2 separate regions of the Homo sapiens genome follow, and region 1 is linked to region 2. Evidence: chromatin loops called from intact Hi-C (ENCODE). Cell type or tissue: heart left ventricle. All regions are shown on one strand. Links, peaks and the distances in the headings refer to the core of each region. The heading gives the core; the rest is flanking DNA. Region 1 overlaps TECRL (trans-2,3-enoyl-CoA reductase like). Region 2 holds the start of TECRL (trans-2,3-enoyl-CoA reductase like).

Evidence for each region. Peaks named below come from ENCODE experiments on the same cell type or tissue, not always from the same donor. Only the 100,000 strongest peaks of a DNase experiment are listed, where the experiment ranks them.
Region 1: a loop joins it to region 2, with 3 times the contacts of the local background. A loop is called at or near these places in 8 of 110 quality-filtered maps.

What each region holds. Positions count from the first base shown.
Region 1 is chr4:64,339,226-64,345,834 of GRCh38, reverse strand. All of the region lies in intron 2 of TECRL (trans-2,3-enoyl-CoA reductase like), which reads left to right. Among named protein-coding and RNA genes, the nearest start is that of TECRL, 67 kb to the left of the region's middle. In heart left ventricle, for the core only: no CTCF peak of the experiment used is centred there; DNase peaks (open chromatin) are centred at 3,924 and 5,444; H3K4me3 peaks cover 553 bases; H3K27ac peaks cover 2,350 bases.
Region 2 is chr4:64,403,541-64,410,149 of GRCh38, reverse strand. TECRL (trans-2,3-enoyl-CoA reductase like) reads left to right here and starts at 700. Exons shown (of 12, transcript NM_001010874.5): 1 at 700-1,032. The coding sequence starts at 799. In heart left ventricle, for the core only: no CTCF peak of the experiment used is centred there; no DNase peak of the experiment used is centred there; H3K4me3 peaks cover 5,000 bases; H3K27ac peaks cover 4,839 bases.

The DNA of each region.
Region 1 (6,609 bases), core at 983-5,982, 65 kb after region 2:
TGGAAAAGATTACCTGCAACCATACAGTTCTTCTATATCAGTTAATCCACACAGGAGAAAGGCATTAGGTTCAACAGGACCTTAACTGGGGTCTGCTTGTGACTTAGAAAACCTTTAACTTCTTTTTTTTTATTATTATACTTTAAGTTTTAGGGTACATGTGCACAACATGCAGGTTAGTTACATATGTATACATGTGCCATGTTGGTGTGCTGCACCTATTAACTCATCATTTAACATTAGGTATATCTCCTAATGCTATCCCTCCCCCCTCCCCCCACCCCACAACAGGCCCCGGTGTGTGATGTTCCTCTTCCTGTGTCCATGTGTTCTCATTGTTCAATTCCCACCTATGGGTGAGAACATGTGGTGTTTGGTTTTTTGCCGTTGTGATAGTTTGCTGAGAATGATGGTTTCCAGCTTCATCCATGTCCCTACAAAGGACATGAACTCATCATTTTTATGGCTGCATATTATTCCATGGTGTATATGTGCCACATTTTCTTAATCCAGTCTATCATTGTTGGACATTTGGGTTGGTTCTAAGTCTTTGCTATTGTGAATAGTGCCGCAATAAACACACGTGTGCATGTGTCTTTATAGCAGCATGATTTATATTCCTTTGGGTATATACCCAGTAATGGGATGGCTGGGTCAAATGGTATTTCTAGATCCCTGAGGAATTGCCACACTGACTTCCACAATGGTTGAACTAGTTTACAGTCCCACCAACAGTGTAAAAGTGTTCCTATTTCTCCACATCCTCTCCAGCACTTGTTGTTTCCTGACTTTTTAATGATCGCCATTCTAACTGGTGTGAGATGGTATCTCATTGTGGTTTTGATTTGCATTTCTCTGATGGCCAGAAAACCTTTAACTTCTTTATGGACAATGTTAATCTCACTTGACTTGTGATGGATTGATTTAACCTCCATGTCACTCAGTCAAGAGCTACCTGACTCACATTGGCCTGGTGTGTGAAATAATAAATGTCTTATTGTTTAAGACAACAAAAACAGACAAACAAACAAAAAACAAGATGGAGAATAAAAATCTATCTGAAACGTTTTCAGATTGTCATTTTGTTTTTCTGTTTTCTCTTACCAATTCCTCTTTGCTGAGAGCTATGGTTGGTAGCATGTAGTTTCATTCAAAGCCTTAAAGCCATTACATTTCACATAGGAGCTTTGTTTTAAATTACACCTTAATTTTAAATTACACTTTGTTTTAAATTTAAATTAAATGTCAGGCACCATTTTCAACATTCACCATTAATGTTTGTGCATTTGAATAGTAAGCAAGTGTAAAGTCTCTCACCTCATTCTACTTTCCAATCTGAATGCAAATAACTCCAGATGCTACCTTTTCCATAATTTATATAAAATGTCCTAAATTGTGTTTTTTTCACAAGACAGAGCTTCTCAAAAATGCACCAGGAATTTCAGACTCCTATATCAAAACTAAAAAAATATAACATCAAATATCATGTCTTTATATCTATCTATCTACCATATATCAATAAAATTTGATAGATGTATAGATATAGAATCTTATAGATAGATATAGACATAGGTTATATAGAGATATAAATAGAGATTATATTTGTATCATCTTATATGTATAAATATGTTACATATGGAGCTATAATATATGTATATGTGTGAGTATATATATATATGAGTTTTTTCCTATGATTTTGTCCTATTACTTCCTCTTCTAAATGCTGACAATTGAAAAACAAATCAATGCAAATGGTAACCTAGCTGGTTTGCATTGGATTCACTTATACATTTCACAGATATTTATACACAGATTACTGTGGGGGAGGGTGGGGATAGACCCCTTCCTCTCATCTATTAATATTTATTTTTTTTAAAATTTTATGTTTTCTGGTATTTTTTTAAAAAGCTTTCTATAGATTACAAATGAAAGCAGGTTAAAATGTTCTCCACAAGCCATGACATTTTGTTCATACTTTATTTTTTTCTCTCCGTGGCTCTAAAGTGTGTAATTGAGGTTAATCTTTTGACAAACTGATGTATCAGCAATCAACCAGCAAGATTTTGAAAGAAAATCATTCTTCCATGAGTAGAAACCTAACTGTTGAATAATTTGTAGCAAGAAAGTATTTTCCCCATAACAAGGTTGAATGAGATGAATAAAATTCTATTTACCAGAATTGATTTTTGTTAAAGCATTAAATTTGCCTGGAAAGAATGTTTTAAGTAAGTGTGTGTGTGTGTGTGTGTCTGTGTGTGTGTGCATGTTTATCTTAGTGACAGTAAATAAATATCCATTTAATGCTTTGAGGGATATCATGATAAATGTTTCTTTGATTTCTTTCCTGTTGAGCAACAACTACATTTGACTGTAAGAATATGTTTACTTGGTTATATAGTTTGCTTTATTTGTCTCTATAACTTTAATTAACTCATGCAAAATTGGTAAATAGGGTAATGGTATCAGTATGATGTGGAATTTACAATTGTTTATAAACCTTTCTTTGAGCACGGTATCATTTTGCACCACCAAGTAACACTAGCTGAGCACAAACTATACAACATAAACACGGAGAGATATAAGCTATTAATATACACTGTATCACAATATCTATTTCTTACCAAGCTCCTTTGGCCAGGTGCTCTGTCTTAGAAATGTATTTTGTCTAATTTCCCTTTATCTTTGTTAATTTAAGCACTGGAAACTCATTCTTACACACATTTTCATCACCCTTTATTCCCCCTTTTTTAAAGAAGGCGAACTATATTTTCTGTTGAATTTTTTATTAGAAACATAATTTTAACTGTACTATTATTTTTTATTATGACTATTGCTGGTTTTGTTAGTGATCACAACACAGAGTTGTAAAGATTTTAACTAATCTTTCCCTAACTTTATGTTTTTATAACCTTGTATTTTCATAGTGTTATTTTTTCAGAAAACGTGTCTCAGGAATGCATATATCATGTTTTAGCAGAAATGCTTCCACCTATACAAAAGACCAAAAGTTTTTAATGTTGCTTTAAAACTATAATTTAATAGTATATTTAATGAGTTCTTAATAATTTTTTTGTAATTTGACATATTATTACATTTATTCCTCACAGTGTCCTGAATAGATAGATACTTTTGTGGCCTCCATTTATTTTTGTTTTTATTGTTTGTTTCACAGATGAGAACACTAAGATTCATGGAAATCATTTACCTGAGAATAGTAAAACAACAACAGAGTATAATTTCAGATTTTAAACACAGTGAATGTGGACAGACTTTGGTGGTTAAGCAGTAATCACCTTCTCTTCAGATAGGGAAAGGATTATAAGTAACAGTCTCACATTTAACTAAAATCATGGTATATATAAATATAAATAAACACACACACATACACACACACACACACATATATATATATAAAACTACTACCAAGTCTTCTTCTAAAAAAGGCCATGCATCTATTTAAATATTATAAAATCACATCACACATTCTTCAGTGTCATGCAGTCCTCCAATCACTGCATATACTAGTGGTGATCAAAATGATCCAGAGTACTTGTTCTCATGGAGATTTCACAACAGTAATGAGAAATGTACACTAAAAATCTTAATAGACATAAGTAATTTCAGATATAAAGACCAAAAACAGGGAAGTGGGGAAACAATAACAGGCAGAAAATACTAGGATCTGCTCCATCTGGCAGTATTTTTATGAGATTTTTAGGGTGTTGCTTTTCTGGCTGGAAACTTGTGGCTAGTGATGCCTTTGCCTGAGTTTTCCTTGGGCCTGCTGGGCTCATTCTGCCCACTCGGCCTGGCAGGTTGCACTGAGCTCATGCTACTGGCCCGGATCCCACACCTCGAAGGGAAACTGAAGTCAGGTGTGGAGTGACAAAGGGTGTGTGAGTGAGTGTTGGATCAGGCCACTCCACAGTCAGACATGCTGGCTCCTGCCACAGGGTAGACACCTCCAGGTGCCAGCATGGGTGTTAGCTCTCTGTGAGGCTGCAGCTGGACCAGGCACACCACAAGCTGCTTCCCCAGCTGTCACCAGGGAGTGTGATAGCACCCAGAAGCTTAGAAATGCCAGCAACCACAGGGGCCCAAAGAGGGAGTCACAGGCCTGGCTCTGGAAGCTCCCAGGTCTGGGCTCCCTGAAAGGCTGCAGCTTTTCTCTCCTTCTCTTCACCTGCAACGTGGCAAGCAAGGGGGATGTTTTAGCCCCATTTTTTTTTTAGATGGAGTTTTACTCTTGTCGCCCAGGCTGGAGTGCAATGATGTGATCTCAGCTCACTGAAACCTCACCTCCACCTCCCAGGTTCAAATGATTCTCCTGCCTCAGCCTCCCAAGTAGCTGAGATTACAGGAATGTGCCACCACCCCCAGCTAATTTTTGTATTTTTAGTAGAGATGGGTTTTTGCCATGTTGGTTAGGCTGGTCTCAAATCCTGATCTCAGGTGATCCACACACCCCAACCTCCCAAAGTGCTGAGATTACAGGTGTCAGCCACCTTGCCTGGCCTTTAGCTCCATTTTTGTTATAGCTCTTTTAGCCTTGCTGTTTGGTGGATCCTGAGTTCTTGTCCCACAAACAGCAAGAATGAGGTATGAAGACAAGTGGAGGGTGGGCAAGATGAAGAAGAGCTTGGACTGAGCAATAGAACAGCTCAGAGAAAACCTATAGGGAGAAGCTCCTTTCTGCCACCAGGGTCTCCCAACAAGTGTTCAGCTCTTAGCAGAGAGGAGACCCTAGAGTGGGAAGCTCCTCTCCATGGGCAGGTTGTCCCATCATCTCTGCAGCTCTCAGCAGAGAGGAGGTCCTGCAATGGGTTGTTCTCCACTGCAAGCAGGTCATCCTGCTGTCTTCCAAGCTCTCAGCAAAAAGGAGGCCCTGGAGTGGGTTGTTCCTCTCTGCAGCTGGTAGTTCCCGCCTCTCCTCAGCTCTGCCTGAGCCTGGGGCCTTTATGGGCTTCAGATGGAAGGAAGTGTACTCTGATTGGTCCATAGGCAGCCAAGGGAGGGCCCAGAAAAGACACCACAAGTTCACATCCCAGTCTGTGAGACTGGCAGCTGGGTCCCCATCCTTCAGGCACTTCACGGCCTGAAGATGAGGCCTCACCAGGAACTGGCCCCCTCTGCCCAGGAGCCTGTCTGCTTCCTACTGCTGTTTATGGTGCCCAGGCTGTTCATGCCAAGGGGCATCTACATGCCAGTGCCAAGCTGCCCTTAGTACCCCTATGGCTTTCCTCCCTTGCTTGTCAGTGCCCAAAGTCCAGAGGGGGCTAGAGCAGCAGGCAGCAGGGGGCTGGTGTGTCAGCACTGCTCCAAGTGTGCACAAACCCGGTAGGGCTGTCACAGTGCCTGGGCTTGGTCCCAACTTTGCTCTGAAATTGGAGTGGGCACTGAGAGCAGAGAGAAGCCAGACAGCTGGAGCAGACACTTTCAACCCTGTGAAGGCAGCGGGGCCTCCCTAGACCTCTGAGAGTTCAGGGATTCCTGGGCCTGCAGCCATGATTTGGGTGGCTGCAGCTGTGTTCGGTGGGGTGATTGTCATGCCTGCTCCATGGAGTGAGAGGCTGGGGTCTGCAGCCACAGTTTGGATGGCTGCAGTAGAACCCAGGGAACTCCTGCCCCTACTTATAAGGGGTGAATCTCCCGCTTTTTCCTGGCTTCTGCCAGCTCCATGGAGCATGCAGTCCTGGCTTCACCTCCCTACTGCAGCTGGCATGATGGCAACAGCCTCTACAGATGACCTGATGCTGCCATCAGTATCAGGAAAATTATCTCTGTATAGAGTAATTCAGTAACTCAGAAAGTCAAATAGTTGAGTAAAACGAGGTTTACGGTTGCTCATAGTGAGACCAAGAGAGAAGAGGGCAAAGTAAAGTAGGTACGTTCCTCAGGTTGTGATTTGTTATGGATCCTATAATTTAGTCCAGAATAGCATGAAATTTAGGAGAAATGAGGAATTTATGATCGTGAAAATAGTAGAATAATTCTTGGAAAATCAAGGAATGTTTTAGAGAGAATTATTAGTGTAAATAAGCAGAAAGGAGAGATGGTGATTATAAGAAGTAAGATATTTGAAATCTCTAGTTTGGGGGTAGTGCATTTCTTAGTATAAGACGCGGGGAAAGAGTTGCAGAGCAGAGAATCTTCAGATTTGAGTAGATCAAGGACCTAAAGGGCAGAAAATTAAAGTGATGTTAAAATCATCAACATTGATAAGTAAATAGTGGAGGAGAGGATGTGCTATGCTAATATGATCAGTGATTTAGGTGGAAAGAACATTAGACATAGCAATTAGAAGAAATAATATTAGATAGTAAAGTCTAGTGATATGCATTCCACAAGGAAAATGGAAAACAAATATTTTTCCATATATATATATATATTTTTATTATACTTTAAGTTCTAGGGTACATGTGCAAAACATGCAGGTTTCTTACATATGTATACATGTGCCATGTTGGTGTGCTGCACCAATTAACTCATCATTTACGTCATTCACATTAGGTATATCTCCTAATGCTGTCCCTCCCCCCTCCCCCCACCCCACAACAGGCCCCAGAGTGTGATGTTCCCCTTCCTGTGTCCAAGTGTTCTCATTGTTCA
Region 2 (6,609 bases), core at 724-5,723:
TGTTGTGGAAAATGTGATGCTGACTACAGATTTTGTATATCAGTTCAACAGATTTCCAAAGATATACAATGTTAAAATAATGTTTACTTCTTTTTCCCCAGGTTACAAAATTGTTCTCTATCAAATTCTAATCTCATAGTTTGCTATCTTTTCAATGTTTATATGAAGTGAAGAATTCATCATTTTATATTGTGTAACAGTTATTTTAAGTTCGTTGGGATTTGTAATTAGTACTGACAAAAATAAATTTTTCACTTTAGAATGCTTTACATGCACATGCACATATATTTATATATAAAACATATATAAACATATATATGCCACTTCTCTTTACCTTAGACAGGATTTTTTAAATGTTACATAGTAATGTACTAGGACTTTTAAAAATTTAACTTTAAGATAGCACTTTGCTAATGTTAAATACATCTCAATGCAAATGTGTGTGTGTGTTTGAAGATCAGTGCATCCAGAACTCAGAGATGATGAAAATGTTCTGTCTATTCTTGCTTTGGAATTTCAGATAAGAGTAGTCATATTACAAAGCAGAGATAAAAGGAGAAAGCAAGAAATCATTCAATTGCTGGTAAAGTAATACTCTACACAGCAAATCACAATAGCGTGTTATATATAGAAATAAGATCAGTCACTGTTTTCAAGCCTGCTAAATAAAACTGAACTCTTGGAATGGCATACCATTTGACCTTTCAAAGGTTCTCCAGCAGTATTTAACTGATGCAAAAGGAACACACTTGCAATTTTCTACTTTTGACATGACAGACCCTCCTCTTAGTTCACACAATGTTCAAAAGGCACAAGTCCCTCGCTTCGGAACGCAAGAGAGCATTACTTTCCCAAAGAGCTACACGGTTCATACTGAAGGATGATATGAGAAATTTTCACTTTTTGTCAAAACTTGTACTCTCAGCGGGCCCTCTAAGACCAACTCCAGCAGTCAAACATTCAAAAACGACTCACTTTGAGATTGAAATATTTGATGCTCAAACAAGGAAACAGATATGTATTCTGGATAAGGTGAGTTTATTTATTTATTTATTTGTTTGTTTGTTTAAGTGTTTCTTCTCTGCCCCAAATATTATTGATTGCTTGATTAAATTCTAACACGACTGTTCTGAAATACATTTCTGACTTTTACCTTAATTTTGTGGTGAACAGGATGCATACTTTATGCATTGTTTTAATAGAAGATGTTCAATGCATCTCTCATACTCAATTTAAATTAATTAAATGGTAGATAATAATGAGGTTCTGTCATTGGTCTGTGAATTTTATGCTGTCATTGACCATTGTCCACAGGTAAAATTACAAATGCTCAACCTATTTTCCTACATGTAAAATGTCTCCAGGTTTTTGTCTTCGTGTACTTCATTGTATATACAAATTATCATAGAGTTTGATTAGTTTCTATAGAAAATAGTAAGCAAAAGCCACAGTAGTTGTTAGAAGTAACATGTAATATGTCTGAAAAAATTTAATCATTTAAGCATTATTTTGAATTGATTTTATTATTTTTCTTAAAAAGTGACTACCTCACTTTTTATGAAAGTTTACTTGCTTCAAAAACACTATTTAAGTTCATGAAAATAATGTTTTGAAATGTTACTCGTCCAAATCCATATTCACAGGTGTTGCACTAAGGAATGAGAAAATATACTCTTCTTAGGTTAGAAAACTAAATTATAAATATATGTTTATATTTTAGATAAATATATGCATAAATAATATTCCAAGCATTTTCAGTTTTTAATAAATTTGAAAAGTACTATTAACTTAATATGAGAAAGGCATATTTGTACAGGTAATAAAATAGAGCTTGATCTTGTTTTACAAAAATATTGAATACGTTTTTGTTGCTGTGTTCTAAAAATAAAATGCAATCAATCATTCCGTTTTTCCATGTTCTAGCTAGGTCTTTAGAAAAAAGGAAAAAAGAAGCTGTTTAGTCCTTTCTTTAATAATTGCCAAGCACATAATATATAATTTCTTATTCAGTAATTATAACACTATGAGCAGTTTATAAATTGAGTTATATTAACTTTAATTCATAGATGGAAAAGAAAGATTAAGACCTTTTATTAGTGCACACAGGTCATGAATTGAACTAAAAGATCTAAAACCATTTCTGTACAGTTTTAAATCATATGCTTTTTCTATAGTTCTACTGAGGCCATATATAAGCGATGAGTATATATCATACAAAATAGAATTTTGATATATTTATTTCAGGACTTCTATAATTTACTTTTATTTTAGTATCAAGGTGAAGTTTTGAGATTTTTAAATATCATACAAAATATTTAATATTTAAATATATTACACAAATATTTTATATTTAAATATCATAAGAAAAATAAAAAAATAAAATTACTCTTCAGAAGTTGCTAATGTTTATAATATTCCACTATGAAAAACACAAATCTTACAAGAAAAAACACAGTTAAATTCAAGGACACAGTGCAACAAATGGAATGAAAATCAAATAAGTCAAGGATTTCCAAAGACTACAATTCTAAAATGACACTGGTTATTGTGTCCTTTCTGACAGGTGTATAGACCCTGACAGGCAATCCACCTTAAAGTAATGAAAAACTCATGATGTTTAAATGTTCTTTTACTTAATTACACACACACACACACACACACACATGCCAATTAGTTCCTAATTATTTGCCTTACACATTTAAATTTTTTCTTATTCATATTTTATTTGAAGGTAAGACAGGGATTTTTATATTTTTACGTGTTAATTAAATTGTGAAAAAAATTAAACATTTAGAAGAAATGAAATTTAAATATTCATTATTCAGAGATAAGAATTTTGCAATTTTGCATGGGAGTCTCATGTTTGAACTATGAGAGTCCTGACATTTGCATCTCAAGTGGCAGATCTTTATAGAAACTTAGCAGGCTAAATAGAGGATTAACACTGGATAGCTCATAATCCTTTATTGCACAATCACCCCTATATAATGTGCAATTTACTGCATTCAAATCTTTGATGTCTGAGTAGAAGTGGATCTTGCTGTGTCTTGTTTTAGTTTGTAAATTGATAAACTGTTTCATAATAGTGGTGAGACACTTCAGAGAAAAAAGTCTTCTAGATTAATTTTTTTTTTTTGCTTAGTAATTTCTAACATTTTGAATTTGTAAACATAAAAAAGACTGATTTATTTATTATTATTATTATTCCTGATGTTATTTTTCTTAGACAAATTAACAACTTTGTAGTAAGATCATATTAAGTGCCTTTCATTGTACCTGGCTCTACCCAGTGTACAAAAGAAATGTTGCTTATAACTTAGTGCCCGTCTTTCAATACTTACTATGCTGTAAAGTGGTACAATTTACATACCATGTACTTTGGAATTAAGCATATCTGGACTCAATCCCTGTTACATCATTTGTGTCTATCAAGGAGTAAGAAAGTCACTGAATTGCTCATCCCCAAGACCCTTATTTAGAATATGGGTTAATAAAATCATATCAATAAAGTTAATAAATGTTACTTTGGAAACTTCTAGTAGAGTAGGGATAATATATGTTACATGCTTAGAATAGCGCTTTGACCATAATATGGACAAAATTATTATTATTATTTTATTTTTAATAATCATTTGGAGAGAGAAAGTAATATACATAAAATATAACAATAACAAATGCTGAGCCTTTTGATAACTTGCTAAGAATTTAAATTTGACTTCTTAATATTTAATTATTCTTTGACATGATTTGTTATAATGCTTAGGATAGATATATTTATCAAATATCTTAAATGAGATGTATTATCTTAGTAATGTATGTTCTAACAGAAACTTTGTTTTATGTCTATTACTCAAACTTTAAAATGGACAAAGTATAGACTCAAAATATTCATGAGATAAAAATTTTGAGAAAAGTCCTAGGATGAAAGAAAATATATTTATTATGTTCTTTAACTTAATTACACACATACACACACACACACACGCGCGCGCGCGCGCGCGCCTAACAAATAAAAAAGCTTTCTCTTGCCTCTGCTGTCGTCTCTAGTTTTTGCCCATTTCTCTCATTACTTTCCTTAGGTATTCATATTGTCAGCTTTCATTTGCCTCTTCTCACTGTATCCTAGTCCCAATTCATTTGGGCACTCACTTCCATCAGTTCTCAGAATCTGAACTTACTGAGGTCACCAGTGAGGCACGGCAAATACTTTGCTAAATGCAGAGCCCTATTCTCACGTCTTATCTTACTGGGTATATCAACAACATTTTCCACTGTTAATCGCCTCCTCCTTAACTAGCATTTGTTATTTGAGTTCCAGGAGAATATACACTTTTTTTAACCAACTTCGTTGGCTTTTCCCTTTCCTTATTGCTGATTCTTCAACTGACTTATTAGGAATGGACTTTCAAGAACTGAGTCATCACAACTTCTCCTCCTCTACAATAATTTACTTTATTGAGTTCCATAATTTAAAAAAAACTTCCTAGTGATGTCTCATAAACATATACTGTAACCTATTATTTTCCTTGGACTGTAAATCTACATATCTATATATCGATTTAATCTATTGAGCTATCTGGATGTTTACCAGGCATATCAAACTTAATATCTCTAAAACTGACCACTTGGTCTTCTCCCAAACATCTTCCACAGAGCTACTTAAGCCAATAAGTGGCAACTACATCCTTCAAATAGCTCAGGCCAAACACTTGGAGAAATCATGACTTGTCTTTTAATCTGACACCTCACATACAATCCATCTTCTTGGCAATAGCTTCAAAATATATCAACCCTTCTACTTCTAGCACTCCTGAATCTTCCTCCTACTTGTGTCTTTATCACTTTCAATATATCCTCTACTAACAACAAGAACTAGCCTGTTAAATCCTGGCAGATAATATCATTTGCTCCTCAAAACTAGTCAATGCTTTTCTTTAGATCTTAACTGTTAACATTTCCTGGAGGCTTTTCCTGACTACTAAGAGAGCAAAGCTAGCCAACATTTTTTATTATGCTTCCTTGTTTTACTTCTTTACTAGACTTATTGCCAACTAAACTACTATTTATTTTTCTTTCTTTAGTTCATTATTTGGCCTACCCTTAGTATATAAGCACAAAAATATCAGATTGTTTGTTTGTTTTACACACTTGTATCTTCAGCATTAATAGCAATGTTTAACACAAATAAAGTGTTTAAACAATATGTGTTGAATAAGTGCACTCCGGTTCAAGAAACATGTGAATTTGACACAGCATTCATGTTCAGTAGTGATAGTTTTGAGATGGAGGAGTATAATATTTGAAAATAAAGTTTATGATTTTCTACATCAAATCAAATTATTGTTAGAATATTTGTTCATACATTCACATAAAAAGACATTCTCTCAAACCCTTTTACCTACTGCTCAAATTCTCCCCAGCTTATTCTGAAAACAAATACATATAATTTAACTTTGTGTTAGTGTATAATTCATTAATAGACAGTCATGTTCTGATGACAATTTTAATAAGATTTTCATAAAGCAGATGGGAATATTTATTTAGCTCATTTAGCTAGTTCCCATGAATGATTAAAATAACTAATCATGGATAACAAAATGGAGAGCAGATTTAAAATAATTGTTAAATACCATTTTCAAGTATTTGTTGGAACATTAAAAATAAGAGATTGTAGGAAAAATAAATTTTAAAAATATAACAATGAACCATTTCCAGTTGCTGCCTGCTGTTGTCTCATTTCTTTCTTGTAAAATGTCAGAAGCTTATCTACTGATAAGTCAATGATTGAAGAGCATGCAAGAACTCTAAGAGCCTGAGTTGATAAATGGTAAATGTTTCCAATATCATCTCATTCTATTTTCTTCAATCTTTTCTCCAAGTAACCTGACCTCAAGAGCTCTCTTTCTCCTATTGTTTTTTTTTTTTTTTTGGTAAAACTCTCAAAAGCTTTTTAAATATTTCTTATGAATAAAATAAAGCATTCAATAATTCTCTAATTCTTCTAATAGTAAAAATAACAATTGTCCTCAGAAAACAGTAGAAATAATTACAGGATAGTAAGAGTGCATACAAATTATACCTTTGTAACCTTAGAAATTTTGACAATTCTTAATTTTTGACATTGCCATTTTAATACTTTACCTTGTACATGATACTTAGCATATTTATGCTTTAGTTTGTTCATCTGTAAAATGGGAATAGTATCTGCCTTAGAATGGCCACATGGCAGTTTTCAGAATTTCGTGTACATGCAAATGACAGTATCTTTTTTTTTTTGTCTTTCTTTTCATTTTTCCTTCTCTTTTGCTCCATCTACTCTTCTGCCTCTTCCTCATATTCCTGCCCCCCTTTTCCTCCTCCCCATGCCCCCTCAGTCTTCTTTTTCCTATTTCTTATGGTGTTTCATGATATAAGAATTAATCAAAAGCACATGGGAGTTGAATTCAGAAAGTCTTCTATATTAGTATAAATCTGAGAGTGTGATTTCTTTTTCCTTAGGCATGGTCTGGTATCTCTGACTTTTATTCATTTTTTATGGAACAGGAAGGCTTTCCTGGAGAAGTTATATTTATGTGTGTCCTAGATAGTTTATAAGAAGAATATAACAGG